2 separate regions of the Homo sapiens genome follow, and region 1 is linked to region 2. The links are chromatin loops, found by intact Hi-C in ENCODE. Cell type or tissue: GM12878. All regions are shown on one strand. Each heading gives the region's core, and the rest is flanking DNA. Links, peaks and the distances in the headings are about the cores only. Region 1 overlaps LOC107986009 (a long non-coding RNA gene). Region 2 overlaps LMCD1 (LIM and cysteine rich domains 1).

Region 1 (2,916 bases), core at 315-2,814, 75 kb after region 2:
CATAGTGGCTCAACACCTGTAATCCCAGGAGTTTGAAAGGCTGAGGCATAAGGATTGCTTGAGCCCAGGAGTCCAAGAATGGTCTGGGTAACATCATGAGACCTCACCTCCACAAAAAATTAAAAATTAGCCCAGCATGGTGGCATGTGGCTGCAGTCCCAGCTACTTGGGAGGCTGAGGTGGGAGGATCACTTGAGCCTGAGAGGTTGAGGCTGCGATGAGCTGTGATTGTTCCAGCCTGGGTAACAGAGCAAGACCCTGTCCAAAAAAAGAAAAAAAAAAAAAAAGAAAGAAAAGAAACCAGCCTCAGAGAGGGAGCTGGTATGAGACATTATGTTTGGCTCCTCAGCTAACAAGGTGACAGGATATGAGAAGTTGAATTTCTAAGTCAAGGAAGCCAACACATTTCCATCTAGGAGAAACTCCATGTCTTGCCTTGGTAAGCGAATTGAATTCATTTGGAACCAGCAGTAGAAAACTGCTGTTTCTTTTCCAAAGTAAAATACAATATATGACCAGTATCACTTCGCTTAAGGAAGTCAATTCAGTAGTGGCTGAATTATCACAAATTCCAAATTAGTATGTGGGTCTGAGAGAATGAGCCAGGATGCACCAGTATATTCACATTTTTTAAGGAAAGCATTTTTTAAACAAAGGGTCATTAAAGATAGGGGCCAAGAAGAAAATGCCAAAAATTCTAGAGGGAACACCCACAGTCTAAATCTAAAACACCTTATCTTGGAATGACGAAACAAAAGTTTAAATAGCCCCAGAGACTCTCGCTATTAACAATGAGAAGTCGAATCATTCAAGTCTAAAAATGCCTGGCAGTCTACTACGGTCCTCAGGATGGATGCCTGCTTTTCTTTTGACTTTCATTTCTTCTTCCATATTCAGAGTCACACAAGTGCCTTCTGATTGGGTACATGTATTTTTTTGGTTCCATTTGATTGGGCTGTCAAGCTACAAATTAGAATGAGATCCTCTGGACTTTGCTAAAATTGTGATTGCTTTCTATTGTCTTGAGTAGGAATCCTCTTGCATGAGAATGTGCACATGGCCCCAGATATAGGCCACCCATTGTCCATGGGGAGTGACTTTGGGAACTGACTTCACTTTAGGGGTCAGGGCACTGTTCACTCTAGGAAACTTCTTTCCACTTAAAAAGTTTAAAGGCAAACTCAGTTCCAGGCAAAGGTTTCATGACACAATGTGGTGTCCTCCATGCTAGAAAACTTTCCAAGAGGAAAAAATAACTATAATAATAAACAAGGCTAATCTGGGTGTTGTCTGTTCCATTTATAATGCAGAATTAGAACTATTTTCCTCACTGATGGCTTTTACCAAAAAAACTAAGTCATCTGCAGGCAAATGAGCGGCTGTCTGAAAAGAATGGACTTGAGCTAGTGACTGCTATCTTAGAGACTCATGTAGCATCAGACTTCCTTTCTGGGAGTGGGGGAGTAAGGGGGTTACACACACGCCCCTAATTTGAGGCCAGACATCTGGGCTCTTCTCCCCTCCTGTAAGCGTTTCAACGGCTGTGTTTTAGGAAAAGGTCTAGGAAGAGGAACAATGGCAGACACTATAACCCAGCACCAAATGACTCATCAGAGAAGTCAGTGCCAGGTGTTACTTAGAGAGAGGGACTTTCTGAGGTCTCTGAAGACTAGAACACCGTTCTGATGCTCTCTCGCTACACCCATCCCATAGCCACCCTGGTATCAGGGCCCTGCCAGCAGAGTAGCTTAGGCTTTTCCTAGCCAGAGTCTTCTTTCAGCCACCCAGGGCTACCTAGTTCCTGGGGACTCTAGATATAAAAAGAAGCCCTGGCCAAGAAGGCAGAAAGTCTGAGTTCAGATCTGAGCTTTACCACAGAGTGGCTCTAAACCTTCATGTTCAACTGTACAATGGGACTATCCGTCCTATCCGCCTCTCAGGTAGATGAAATGGGGTAGGCAATACGAAAGAGCTGTGTACATTGTCAAGAGCCCTATTCATATGTGGCCTGCTTAATGGCTCCCTCCTAGTCTGATTTGAGATGAGCATTCTTTCAGCAGCATTTAATGGGCTAAGTCAGATACATTCAAATATTTTTTGAACTATTAATGTCAATGAAATTTTACACAGTCTCTCCATATATAAAGTAAATGAAAGTAGGGCTGCAAGAATCAGCAGGAAGAGGGGAGCTAGAGACTTCCCCCAATACCACCCGACCCATCAGCCTCTCATGGCAGCATCCAAGGCCTCTGCACAGACCCCTAGGGCTCCCAGCGACCAGGTGCAAAAAGCTCTAGACCAGACCATGCCAAAAGGCTCATTCCTGGCTACTGGCAGCATTAACAGAGAGCAGTAGAAGCATCATGCCCCTCCCAGTCTGCCAGTTCCTTAAGGAAGGACCTTGAGAGGGGAGAGAAGGCAACTTGACAGCATGGTTCAAATCAAAGAGGCAGGAAAGGGGCTGTCATCAGGGGCTTGGAGGGGACTGCAAAAAGTGCCTACAGATGAGGCGGGAAATTTGGGCAAAGGTTATCAAGGCCACGTTTAATTATCCTTTCCAAGTCTTGCCCAGCCCAGCCTTTCTGCACACATCATGCAAAAGAAAACCTCCAGCCAGGCGCGGTGGCTCATGCCTGTAATCCCAGCACTTTGGAAGGCCAAGGTGGGTGGATCACCTGAGGTCAGGAATTTGAGACCAGCCTGACCAAAAAGGTGTAACCCTGTCTCTACTGAAAATACAAAAATTAGCCAGGTGTGGTGGCAGGTGCCTGTAGTCCCAGCTACTCGGGAGACTGAGACAGGAGAATTGCTTGAACTCGGGAGGCAGAGGTTACAGTGAGCCAAGATTGCGTCACTGCACTCCAGCCTGGGTGACAGACTGAGACTCTGTCTCAAAAAAAAAAAAAAAATAGAAAA
Region 2 (2,860 bases), core at 1-2,500:
TGTTAAACTCTGATTTCACAGGGTTTAGTCTTGAAGGGCAAAGTCTTCCTTAAATATCTGCCATTAACCTGCAGGGTAGAATGAGAGGGGGAAAAACAAAAGACGTGAGAATCAAACTAAAGACACAAACAGCCACTCAGAGGCACAGCATGCACTGTCTAATTTGTAGCTGTGCTCTTCTGTAGACCACCTGCCCAGACCCTGTCACAGAGTCCAGTGGATCCTTCTAAATGTGGGTACCAAGTCACATTGAATCTGGGCATTTGTCTGGAATGTATCATGCCTCACTGCATTTGCCAAGCTATTTGCAGAATCAAGTCATTTCCCCTCCTACAGAAATTACCATAACATTTTAGACTCTTAGAAGATACCTATTAATTGCTACCTAGTAGTGAGTTATGCATGCAATGCTCTTATTTCTCTATACATTTTTCTGGACTCCTTGAGGGCAAACCTGTCTTGTTCATCCCTGTTTGAACATAGCACACCATGCCACACAGCAGGACTCAAAAACCTGTGGGTGACTCATGAGAATATCTGTCCAGCTAAGACCACACTGTTTGCATAGGCTTCATTTTATGCATTATTTTTTAACTTGTAGCATTGATATTTGTGTGTCTGAACTGCCTCCCCAAGTTCAGACACAGAATAGTTCACGGCTAAAGGTGGCAGAGTTCCATTGTCCTCTGGAAAGTGAAATGATTCTGAGTATTTTTAATATAAGCTGGTTGATAGTTACTGTATGAGGTGAGATGAGGTATATGGAGACTCCTCCTCCTCACCACAGTCCTGTGTTGCCACTTGGAGGAAGCCTTGTTTTTATTTTCCTTTGCATAGGGGAGTGTGATTATCCTGATTAGAGGTGGAACATGTTCTCCTTCTTGTCACCCCCTAGTGCCAACTTCCTTGGCCTGCAAAGGGTTTGTTTTCCATTTAGATCCAATTACAGGCTTAGAGAAAGAATGTGGTGGGTAGAGATGAAAGGGCAGATTTTTTTTATCTCTTGGGACTGCGACAATCAGGAGGAAGATCACCATTTTGTAGGTTAACCAATGCCTTCAACTCAAAATGTGGAGGGGAGGGAGGAGAGCCGAGAAGCTCCCCTTGCTGAACTGAATGTCACAGAAGTGATTAAGTACTACGTGATATCAGCAACACGCTGAAAAGCTTTTACTGCATATTTATTTTTTAAATCTGCAACAGTATGTGGGGGAGGTTTATAACATTTGGCTTCAGGATGCATAATCGCACTTAGACATTTTGAAACAATTTCATAGACTCTTAGAGCTACAAGGGGCCTATTTACAAAATGAGAAATGGTTTAAAATGGCATACAGGCTGTTTCCGCTTCCCTACCCCCGAGGGGGCTGGGGCGGGAATCCCCACCAACTGGAAAGTCATAAAAAGATCTTCAGCAAAGAACATAAAATCTAAAAACTGGAGTAGACTTAAAGGTCATCTAACCAACCCCAGACAGGCTGGGGAAAGAGACTCACTGGGGGCCACATACATACATCGTGGCAGAGCTTACAAGTTCCCTAACTTCTCTCTTTCTTTCTAAGTAAAATGCTTCCACCGGCTGCTCTTGAACCATCTTTTTTTTTCTATTAGGAAAGAGAAGGTTTCCTAGCACAGACAGTTCCCTGAGAATGGTGAAATCGCCAACATTTCTTGGTAACAAAGGGCCTTGAAGGCCAAATGCCATTTTTCTGGGTGAAACCAATCTCGACTATGGATTTGTTCTTGTTTATTAAGGATGCAAGTTATTAGTGCAGGCTTTGGCTTCAGATCTGGTTTAAGTCCCAGCTCCCCCACTTACTAGCTGTGTGCTCTTGGGCAAGCTAATTAACTTTGAGTCAGTATCCTCACCTCATTTGAAAGTTGAAGAAACAGTAACAGCATCTACCTCCCAAGATGGCTGTGATAATTAAGTGAGATGATGTACATAAAAGGCTCAGCATATGGGCACTCAGAGTTAGCCATGGCAGTCCTTGGTGGTGGCGGTACATTTCAGTGGGTGCATGGATGCGGAAAGGAATTTTCTGGTGAATGAGGACACTTTTATTTATAACTGCCCCATCTGAAGAGCACCTAACTTTCATTCAGCTGAACCTAAGCCATTGCTCAGCTTTGACAAGCTAAGACAATGACCAAATGCTGTTGCCTTCATTCTCACCCAACGGGTGCAAAATCTGCTTACATGGAACAGTCTTTCCTTCTGAACATGGATTGCCAGTTATTGAGCATTTCACTTTGGAGTTATATAATGTTAGGCCTCGAAGGGGACTTGGAGTGCCTTACTTTTTAGATAAGGAAACTGAGGCCCAGAGGGATCAAGCTCCTTATCAGAAGTTGCAGAGAAAATGTACTGAAGCCTATTAGGCTCTGCAAGAATACAGACCCCTTGACTGTCAAGGAACCATCTGTAGGAATTTAGAAGGGATTAGAAGAAAGAGAGCTAGGAACCTGTTCATAGTTGACTGTGCAGTCACCAGTGGGCTGGCTCCAGAGGGATCCAATTAGAAATTCTCACCCCTCAACACAATGCCCAAGGGGCATTAAATGATGGTACTTCTAAGTCCATTGCCAGGTCCACCTGGATGTCTCTCTCCATGCTTCTCTACATCACATCCCTCTTGGCTTTCCTGTCCTTCAGGCTAGGCCTTCCCTCTGTACTCAGCCCTTCCTGCTTTCACCTCCACTTCCTGCAGTGTGCCAAACTACTGGCACATCACCCGGGTGAGCTGATCCAATGTAAACACAGCTCCTCGTGAATTGTCGTTGGCTCTCTCAATCTTAAAAACATATTAAACTGTCACTTAAAGACCTTAATAGCCAAGACATTGGAGACATGCCCATA

What was found. Hi-C counts contacts between places; a loop is a spot of excess contacts. Peaks named below come from ENCODE experiments on the same cell type or tissue, not always from the same donor. Only the 100,000 strongest peaks of a DNase experiment are listed, where the experiment ranks them.
Region 1: a loop joins it to region 2, with 2.8 times the contacts of the local background. A loop is called at or near these places in 7 of 110 quality-filtered maps.

The regions. Positions count from the first base shown.
Region 1 is chr3:8,577,716-8,580,631 of GRCh38, forward strand. The region is part of intron 4 of LOC107986009 (a long non-coding RNA gene); the gene reads right to left. Among named protein-coding and RNA genes, the nearest start is that of LINC00312, 7.4 kb to the left of the region's middle. In GM12878, for the core only: no CTCF peak of the experiment used is centred there; DNase peaks (open chromatin) are centred at 876 and 1,596.
Region 2 is chr3:8,503,123-8,505,982 of GRCh38, forward strand. The region is part of intron 1 of LMCD1 (LIM and cysteine rich domains 1); the gene reads left to right. Among named protein-coding and RNA genes, the nearest start is that of LMCD1, 2.7 kb to the left of the region's middle. In GM12878, for the core only: no CTCF peak of the experiment used is centred there; a DNase peak (open chromatin) is centred at 1,355; H3K4me3 peaks cover 1,199 bases; H3K27ac peaks cover 2,366 bases.